Linked DNA regions of Homo sapiens: region 2 is linked to region 1. A link is an interaction called in ENCODE POLR2A ChIA-PET data of the cell type or tissue named here. Cell type or tissue: Caco-2. All regions are shown on one strand. Links, peaks and the distances in the headings refer to the core of each region. The heading gives the core; the rest is flanking DNA.

The links. ChIA-PET counts read pairs that join two places held together with the same protein. Peaks named below come from ENCODE experiments on the same cell type or tissue, not always from the same donor. Only the 100,000 strongest peaks of a DNase experiment are listed, where the experiment ranks them.
Region 2: POLR2A ChIA-PET joins it to region 1 with 7 read pairs; 2 of 35 experiments call an interaction of 5 or more read pairs at or near these places.

The regions. Positions count from the first base shown.
Region 1 is chr18:7,158,183-7,166,070 of GRCh38, reverse strand. No RefSeq gene overlaps it. Among named protein-coding and RNA genes, the nearest start is that of LAMA1, 44 kb to the right of the region's middle. RefSeq lists an enhancer at 7,359-7,859. In Caco-2, for the core only: no CTCF peak of the experiment used is centred there; a DNase peak (open chromatin) is centred at 4,249.
Region 2 is chr18:7,095,948-7,098,447 of GRCh38, reverse strand. All of the region lies in intron 1 of LAMA1 (laminin subunit alpha 1), which reads left to right. Among named protein-coding and RNA genes, the nearest start is that of LAMA1, 21 kb to the left of the region's middle. In Caco-2, for the core only: no CTCF peak of the experiment used is centred there; no DNase peak of the experiment used is centred there.

The sequences.
Region 1 (7,888 bases), core at 2,690-5,189:
GCCAGCAACCTTTGGCATTCCTCGGCGTGCAGCCACACCACTCCAACCTCCGCCTGCATTGCCTTGTGGCCCTCCCACCCTGTGTGTCTGGGTCTTTTCTCCTCTCATAGGAGCACCAGTTGTTTGGGATTAAAGGCCCACATACTTCAGTATGACCTCACCTTACCTTAACTAACCACATCTGCAACAGCCCTTTTTCCAAATTACGTCGCATTCTAAGGTATGGAGGCTAGGACTTTATATCTTTTTGAGGGGGACACACTCAACTCTTGACCTGGAAAACCTTTGCTGGCTCCTCATAGCTTAGCGTTCAAGCCTAAGGACCGAGGGGCACTCAAGGTTGCTCAGTCTGTCCTCAGCCCCCTCTCCCTTCTTCCCATTGGTCAATCTACTCACTTTACATCAAGCTTCCTAGCCTCCCAGGCCAGAAGCACACTGTGGTCTTGGTGGGCACTGCCTCCTGTCCCTACACTCCCCACTCCTTCTGCTGAACGGCTCTTCATAGATCATGCTCAATATCACCTCCTTCACTATGCCTTGCTTCAGCCTTCACCTGGAGGAATAAGGAATTCCCTTATGGCATTTTCCTTACAGCCCTGTCACAGCACTTACTGTGTGATGCAGTCACCTAGCTGTGATCCCATTTTATCTCAGCCAATCACCGCCTTTGGGTTTGGGACTCACTGAGTGATAGGGTTGTTAGGATTGGTGGCCGTGTTCCCCCAGCCCCCCAGAACCACTGAACTCCTAATCTGGTTGAAGTAAAATGATGCATTTGATGACTGGCCAAACAATGTGATATCTGAAAGAAGATATTACCTTCCCACATGGTAGGGGGCGTGTGCTTCCAGAGTGCAGGCCAGGTATCTGCAGGTGACGTCTGCCAGGCTGGGCACCCAGGAGGACAAGTGATGGGGGTCACAGGCTCTGGCTGCTTTTGGACAGCTGTAGGGTTGTGAGGAAGAGGGAAGCAGAAGGAAAAGAAGGAGAGGAAGGCAATTCTAGGCAGCTACCACTGAAAAGGAAGAGGAGCTCTTTTGCCCAAAACCTTAGGAGAAGGATCCAAGGTGGGGGACAGGGTTTGGTGGGGCAGCAGGTTCTAAGTGTGCCACATGGAATACAGAATAAGAAACTGCATCTGGAGATAATGTTTCTTGGGGGATGATAGATTATTACCAAAGACAGATGAAGTAGTAGAATCACTCTGGTTCCACTCAGGAAGCCATGCTTGGTTTCTCCTGCTGCATGCATCAGCAGTGCCATCTATTGGGGCTCGGAGTAAACTGTCGTGGTCCAGAACACGTGAAGACTGAATTCTCTTTCACACCCAAACCCACAATTACTGCATTAGTATGTGTTCAGTATGACTTATTGCAGATTAGGATTAAACTTTAATGAGAAGAGACATTATGCATGGCTATAATGCTTTTTCATTTAAAACGATTGGGAGGGGTGAAGGGAGAAAACTGTGTTCTTTAGCTCTGAACAACATTTTATCGTTCAGAAACGAGAATGATGTGCCTCCCAGGCCTGAGGTCAGCCCAGGCACCACCCTGTCCTCGTGGGATGCGGTGTGGCAAGCTCAGAGCAGCTTGTGCACACTCCCATGTTGTAGAGAATCTCTTCACACACATATTCTAAGAGATTATAGGGAGAGAACTTTGAGTTTATGCAATTTCCCAGAACAGTCAAAAGTCCATGTTTTTCTTTTTATTTTGAGTTTATAGTAAATGTTGTCTCTGCCATCCCAGTGGCAGGCTCATTTTTGTTCCTCCCACCTCTCCTTGACTATAGGTTCTCCCCATGGGGGCGGTCCTCAGTCCTTGTCCCTCGAATCCCACGACTTTACCTGCCATGGACATGCTGATGACACATGCGTCTACATCTGCTCCCCCCACACCCCATCTCTCGGCTTACTTCCAAATCCACCTGCCTAAATGCCTATCAGTCATCTCCGTCTAGATGACCTGCAGGCGCCTAAAACTCAACACATCCAAAGTCAGTTCAGTATCCCCCTTAAATCTATCCCTCTTACTTTCTTTTTCTTGGCTGAAGGCATAACGCCCACCAGGTTCCCCAAGCCGGAAATCCTGGAACCGTTCATTCTTGCCTCTTTTGTCCCTTGAACCACAGCTGCTTCATCTGTAAGGCACAGTGCTGGGACTACGCAGAGTGCAATGGTTTACACAGATAATTCAGGAATCAAGAGTCCTTCAAACAGAAATGATAAAATAAAAGGTAACACTTACATAGTATGGCTTATGTGGCAGGCACTGCCCTAATAGTGATTTAACTACCATTCAAATGTATTGGTTCATTTATTCAATCAAATTCTCACTGCAACTCTGAGCTAAGTATGATTATTATTTGTGTTTTATAGATAAGGAAACTGAAGCACAGACCTGTTAAGGAACTTGATTAAAAGTTCATTGGGGCCGGGTGGGGTGGCTCACGCCAATAATCCTAGCACTTGGGAGGCCAAGGCAGGCAGATCACTTGAGGTCAGGAGTTCGAGACCAGCCTGTCCAGCATGGTGAAACCCTGTCTCTACTCAAAACTATAAAAAATTAGCTGAGTGTGGTGGCACGCACCTGTAATCCCAGCTACTCCGGAGGCTGAGGCAGCAGAATCACCTGAAACCAGGAGGCAGAGGTTGCAGTGGGCGAAGATCTTTCCACTGCACTCCAGCCTGGGCGAAAGAGTGAGACTCCATCTCAAAAAAAAAAAAAAAAAAAAAAAAAAAAAGTTCATTGGATGGTTGGGTAAAAATATATCATTGCTGCCTTTTGGGAGCTCATAGTTGTAGAGGAGAATCAGACAGGCAACAAACAACCACCTGTGTGGAAGTGTGGAAGAGCTGTAATGGGGGCATGTGGAAGGCTCCCGAGGACAGGGATATACTCACATATGCCTGAGATGACACAGGGACCTGCACTTTGTTGAGAAGGATGAACATTAGTTTGAGTCTCCCCCTTTCTCAATCCCAGTGTGTGGGATTTAATTCAAGCCTATCACATTTCATACAAGCCTCATTAGGGGTGTGTCATTCATGGTAGGCTCATTACGTTGCAGGAGCAACCCCCAAATCCCAGGGACCTCATACACTAAAGGTTTGTTTTCACTGACACCACACATCAGTGCAGGTCAGCTGGGGCCGAACTCAGTGCCATCTCTCGGGGTCCTGGGCTGATGGAAGCTCTGGCTGGACACAAGTTCACAATCGCTGCAGCAGTGATAAGGGGTTGTGGCGACTCACACATGGCCTCTTAAAACTTCCATCCAGAAGCAACACAAGTTAACTCCTTCCAGGTTTTGTTGGCCAAGAGAGTCGCATGCCCACATGGGACATCAAAAGACATGAGGAATTATAATCCTACCAGGTCCCTGAAGAAGGCAAAGAAGAGTATTTGTGAACTACCCTAAGGGCTGTCATGGGGCTGGAAACTGAAAGTATCTTCTCTGAACATGGTGGATTTGGGACTTTCCTGACTCAGGTGTGGAACCTAAGCAGCCTTGGCAGCAGGAGGAAGGAGGCTGTGCTGGGATGGGCCCACATTCCCATGGTGGCAGGACAGGGAGCGGTGATGCCGAGCATGGAGATAAAAATAACTAAACTTGGCTGGGCGCGGTGGCTCACGCCTGTAATCCCAGCACTTTGGGAGGCAGGCAGATCACGAGGTCAGGAGATTGAGAACATCCTGGCTAACAAGGTGAAACCCCGTCTCTACTAAAAATACAAAAAAAATTAGCTGGGCGTGGTGGCGGGCACCTGTAGTCCCAGCTACTCGAGAGGCTGAGGCAGGAGAATGGCATGAACCTGGGAGGCACAGTTTGCACTGAGCTGAGATCGTGCCACTGCACTCCAGCCTGGGTGACAGAGAGAGACTCCGTCTCAAAATAATAAATAAATAAATAAATAAATAAATAAATAAATAAATAAATAACTAGACTTTCATAGCTCTTACTATGTGCCTGTCACTACCCTAAGTGCTTTACATATATCAACTCACTTGACTCTCAAGCCTAAGGCCCTAATAATTGTAGAGCTATAGAAGAATCTCTCTTCAGAAGAATCCCTCTGGGAGGGTTTCTAGTATCTAACTTTTCTCTTCTTTTCCCTCTAACATCTCACCAGTATGTTGTGCAACATCCTGAACCCAAAGCAAAGTTGATAGACTGAGTAACCACATTCTTTTGTAACAGGGTGTATTAGTTTGGTGGGAGCTGGAGGATATGACCCTTCCTCCAATTTCCATTTGGAATGTGGCTTCAAGAGAGTTAGCCAGTATCCTGTCTCCAGGACAAACATTTGTATCCAGAGATTTGCACAGTGGCTAGAGAGACACCTAGCAAACAATTTGAGCTTATTAATCACTGGGGTTCACACATGAGTAAATTTGTTGAATGAATTTGGGTGAAGCCAGATTTGACAGAAGCCTGATTGTTGAAGGGACAGGGGGACCCCTAGAGAGAATGTGTAGTCAGCAACTGAGCATGAGAGTGGAGCTAGAGAAGCCTGGTTCAGGGTCCTAGGTGCAATGATACTCAAACTGGGCCACCCTGTTCGTATTCTGCTGCTAAAACACAATATACAGACTAGGTAATTTTATTTTTAAAAAGAGATCTGTTTGGCTCACAGAAGCTGGGACGTCCAAGACTGAAAGCTGCATCTGGCAAGGGCCTTCTTGCTGCATCCTAAGATGGCAGAAGGGCATCATGTGGTGAGAGACACTGAGAGAGAGGGAGAAAAAGTGGGCAGAACTCCCTAACTTATGAAAATCCCATTCCTGAGATAATGACATTAATTCCTTCGTGAGAGCAGAGCCCTTATCACCTAATCATCTCTCTAAGGTCCCATTTTTTTTTTTTTTTTTTTTGAGACGGAGTCTCACTCTGTCGCCCAGGCTGGAGTGCAGTGGTGCGATCTCCGCTCACTGCAAGCTCCGCCTCCCGGGTTCACAACATTCTCCTGCCTCAGCCTCCTGAGTAGCTGGGACTACAGGCACCCACCATCACACCCGGCTAAATTTTTTTGTATTTTTTAGTAGAGACGGGGTTTCACCGTGTTAGCCAGGATGGTTTTGATCTCCTGACCTCGTGACGCCCACCTCGGCCTCCCAAAATGCTGGGTTTACAGGCGTGAGCCACTGCCCCCGGCCTTTTTTTTTTTTTTTTTTTTTGAGATGAAGTCTCACTCTGTTGTCCAGGCTGGAGTGCAATGGCACGATCTTGGCTCACTACAACCTCTGCCTTCCAGGTTCAAGTGATTCTCCTGTCTCAGCCTCCTGAGTAGCTGGGATTACAGGCATGAGCCACCACACCCGGCTAATTTTTTGTATTTTGAGTAGAAATAGGGTTTCACCGTGTTGGCCAGGCTAGTCTCGAACTCCTGACCTCAAGTGATCCACCCGCCTCAGCCTCCCAAAGTGCATGGGCCACCACGCCGGGCCCAAAGAACAATATCTTCTATGTTATTTAAATAATGTCAAGACTAGACAGGAACAGCTTCCAGATGTGTGATGATAGCCCAATAAAACTAAAGACCAATCTTACATATGAATATTAAGGCCAAAGGAGCTAAATAAAGAATAAAGAATTATGGTAAATAATTCAGAATGCCATGACCAAGTGGTGGTTATGCCAGAAATGCAAAAAGAGAAAAATTATTAGAAAATACACTAATATATTTCACCATAATAATAGATAAAATGAGAAAAAGCATATGATATCTCTCTAGAGCAGCATGTCCAATAGGAAGATAAAGTGAACCACGTGGGTAATTTTAGATATTCTAGAAGCCACATTTCAAATAAGTAAAAAGCAACAGATAAAACAAATTTTAATGATATTTTATTTAACCCAATATATCTAAAATGTACTGTCCTAGCTCACCGCAATTCAGACACAAAATTTTCATTGGAAAAGCTTGATCTGCATTAAGATTTAGTGAAGTTTATGATACAAAAAAGTAGGTGTATATATCCAAGTTGCAAACATACTTGAGTTTTTCAGTAACTGAATTATCAGTCTTAAAATTTAGTTTAATTAAAATTAAATTAAAAATTCAGTTCCTCAATCACACTAGCCAAATTTCAAGTGTTTGTGAGCCAGCCACAGGAGGTAATGGTTACCTTATTGAACAGCACACTTCTAGATGACGAAAAAGAATTTGATAAAATCAGCATACATCCTTGAGTTTAAAATCTCTGTCTACCTCTCTGGGATTTCAAGCAGTTCTTTTTAGAGGCAACTAATGTTAACTGAGAGAAACCCTGAGGGAGACATCACTTGTATACTCCTTTTTTCCTTTTGAATTTGTATTAAGTTCATCATCTCACATCTCACAAATAAAGGGGGGAGGGGGGAGGGATAGCATTAGGAGAGATACCTAATGTAAATGACGAGTTAATGGGTGCAGCACACCAACATGGCACATGTATACACATGTAACAAACCTGCACGTTGTGCACATGTACCCTAGAACTTAAAGTATAATTTAAATATATATATATATATATATATATATATATATATATATATATATATAAACTAATCACTTTAAAATTTTTTTTGCTGGGTGTAGTGGCTCACACCTGTAATCCCAGCACTTTGGGAGGCTGAAGCAGGCGGATCATGAGGTCAAGAGATCGAGACCATCCTGGCCAACATGGTGAAACCCCATCTGTACTAAAAATACAAAAATTACCTGGGCATAGTGGCGTGTGCCTGTGGTCCCAGCTACTCAGGAGGCTGAGGCAGGAGAATTGCTTGAACCTGGGAGGCAGAGGTTGCAGTGAGCTGAGATTGTGCCACTGCACTCCAGCCTGGTGACAGAGTGAGACTCCCTCTCAAAAAAATAAAAAGAAAAAAAATTTTTTTTCATACAAAATTCTAACAAAACTTTTCATGAGTGTAAATGTCTTGGTAAAGAGTTTACTCTAGTGAGTGCAAATGTCCATGAGGTTTTTTCTGGGGGGGTGATAAAAATGTTTTAACATTATTGTAACAATGGTTGCATAACTAGTAAATTTACTATTAAAAGTCATTGAGTTGTACTCTTAAAAAATAAATGGATTTAATTGTATATAAATTATATCTCAATAAAGCTCTTAACATAAATAAGTTTACTCCATATATAGATTCATGTAGATAAAGCTATAACATATAGATATAGACATAGACACAAATACAGGTACAGACATAGAGAAAGTAACATAGAGATAATAACAAACATAACTTCCTGATTATCTATTATATATATATAATACTTATGGATATCATACTTAATGATAACAACTTTTCTAGACAGGCATTAGGGATCCCGTTTTACAGATTTAAAAAACTGCAGCTCAGAGATGTTGGGTGTAACTGATAGTAAGTGGCAGGGTGGAGATTTGAGCTTGGGCCATTCAAGGCCTGTTCTGGGTCCACTTTATTGCCTCTATTATGAGAATATCCCCCAAATAATCCAGCCTGGGAAGCCAGAGTACCAGAGCTTCCTGGTGTTCTATCCTGGGATGCAAACCATGAAACCATGGCTGATATCTGAAAGGAGGAGAAAGAGGGAAGATGTAGACAGTGGTTCGTGCCTCGGTGTGAGTCAGCGGACAAACATCCCCTCTAGAAACAGTGTCAAGCTCTGAGGAATGCCTGCCCTCCCACTGCATGCGCAGCCCGGGACTCCTGCTCCCTCATGTGCCTCAGTCTCCTGATTTGGGTCTTCCTCTCGCTCCCATGCCACACCCAACGTGTTCATTCCAACCCAGCCTTGTAACGAAGCCCTCCAGCCGCCACTGCTACCTAAAGTCATCCCACAGTTTACAGTTCCAATAGAACTGCAGCGAGCTCAGGACATCGGGAACTACCAGAGCAAGTTCTGCAAAACTGT
Region 2 (2,500 bases), core at 1-2,500, 65 kb after region 1:
GCTCCTCACTTCCTAGATGTGATGGCGGCCGGGAAGAGGTGCTCCTCACTTCCTAGGTGGGATGGCGGCCGGGCGGAGACGCTCCTCACTTTCCAGACTGGGCAGCCAGGCAGAGGGGCTCCTCACATCCCAGACGATGGGCGGCCAGGCAGAGACACTCCTCACTTCCCAGACGGGGTGGCAGCCGGGCAGAGGCTGCAATCTCGGCACTTTGGGAGGCCAAGGCAGGCGGCTGGGAGGTGGAGGTTGTAGCGAGCCGAGATCACGCCACTGCACTCCAGCCTGGGCACCATTGAGCACTGAGTGAAGGAGACTCCGTCTGCAATCCCGGCACCTCGGGAGGCTGAGGCTGGCGGATTACTTGCGGTTAGGGGCTGGAGACCGGCCTGGCCAACACAGCGAAACCCCGTCTCCACCAAAACCAGTCAGGCGTGGCGGCGCGAGCCTGCAATCGCAGGCACTAGGCAGGCTGAGTCAGGAGAATCAGGCAGGGAGGTTGCAGTGAGCCGAGATGGCAGCAGTGCAGTCCAGCTTCGGCTCAGCATGAGAGGGAGACCGTGGAAAGAGAGGGAGAGGGAGACCGTGGGGAGAGGGGAGAGGGGAGAGGGGAGAGGGAGAGGGAGAGGTGTAAGTTCATTTTTTGCATATAGATATCCAGTGGTCCCAGCAACATTTGTTGAAAATTGCCTTCGCACCTTTGCCAAAAATCAAATGACCATAAAAATAAGTATATACTTTTGGACTCTATTTTGTTCTATTGATCTATGCATCTGTTTTATGCTAATATCACACTGTCTGGACTTCTTTGGCTTTATAGTAAGTTTTGAAATAGGTAGTGTAAGTCATTCAACTTTGTTAACTTTTTCTAAAGTGCTTTAACTGTTCTAGGTCATTTGTATTTCCAATTGTATCAGCTTGCCAATTTCTACAAAAAAAAAAAAAAAAAAAGCCAGCTGAGATTTTGATAGCAATTGGATGGAACCTACAGATCAATTTAAGGAGAATTGCTGTCTAACAATATTGAATCTTCCCGTTCATGAATAAGAAATATCTTTTCATTCATTTAAATCTTCTCTAATTTCTCCCCCAAAATTTTTATAGGTTTTCTGTGAATAACATTTCTTTCATTGAATTTTTCTTGAATTTCTTTCATTCTTTTTTTTTTATTATTTTTTTTGTTCAAGTATTTTGTTCCTTTTGAATAAAGAAGCCTGGTGTGGATGGAGAGCTGATCCAGCCCTTCTGTGGCTCTCCTGTTTCCAGGATCTCGTTATTACAATTTTGGCTGGTCCAGCTATCGGTTGCATGCACCCTACTGGGACTAAAACCTCAGGCTAGCCCAGCTGTGAGCTTTCCCCATTCATTTTCTACCAAGTTCACTACTTTTGCTGATAAGATCATTAGGCATGTGCTTCTGCTCTGCTCTGAATCAAGCCAGCCTTCTCCATCAGTGGAGCTGCTGGCTTTCACGGCTAGCCCTGCCTTAGGAAACTCCCCTGCCGACGGGCTGGGGTAAGAATGGAGCTGCCTCTGCTGGAAGGACGCTCTCTTCCACGCATCTTACCCAAAACTCTAGCAGCTTTTCCTAAAGAAAAGCTTGCCAGTTTGTTGTTTGTCTTAAGATGATTTTCAGAGTCCTGAAATGGTTGCTTTTGAAAACTTTGTTCACTTACATAATTTTTTTGGGTGGGAGAGAATTTGTCAACTTCCTTATTATGCCATAGACAAAAGTTGCTCTATATTTTATATATATACACATATGGAATGGGGTGGGGGAGAGATAGAGAGAGAGAGAGAGAGTGTCTTGCTTGGTCACCTAGACTGGATTGCAGTGGTGTGATCACGGCTCATTGCAGCCTTGACCTCCTGGGCTCAAGAGATCTTCCCACTTCAGCTTCCTGAGTAGCTGGGACTACAGACACGCACTACCATGCCCAGCTAATTAAAAAAAAATTGTTACCCAGGCTGGTGTTGTACTCCTGGGCTCAAGCAGTCTTCCTGCCCCGACTTCTCAAAATGCTGGGATTATAGGTGTGAGCCACGATGCCCAGCTCTAAAATGTAATTGATATGGAGACCTTGACTACCATGAATTTCACCAGTGGAAATCTGTTTCCATTAGTCATCATGCCATTAACAATCCACTGATTTTACTAATATCCCATTGCTATATTCTCCCTGGTAATTAACAAAGTGCTGCTGTCATGGAGACAGAAAGAGCAGGGTGCCTCTGGAATGTGGGCAGTATTCCGGATTGGAGAACCACCAGCTAACTATCCAGGAAGACACATCACCTGTTTTAATACTAGCTGCTTAACCTGTGTCTCTCACACACACATATACCATACCACAGTCTATACTGAAGTATTTTCTTTTTTTTTGAGACGGAGTCTCGCGCTGTTGCCTGGGCTGGAGCGCAATGGCGCGATCTCGGCTCACTGCAACCTCCGCCTCCTAGGTTCAAGCGATTCCCCTGCCTCAGCCTTCTGAGTAACTGGAAT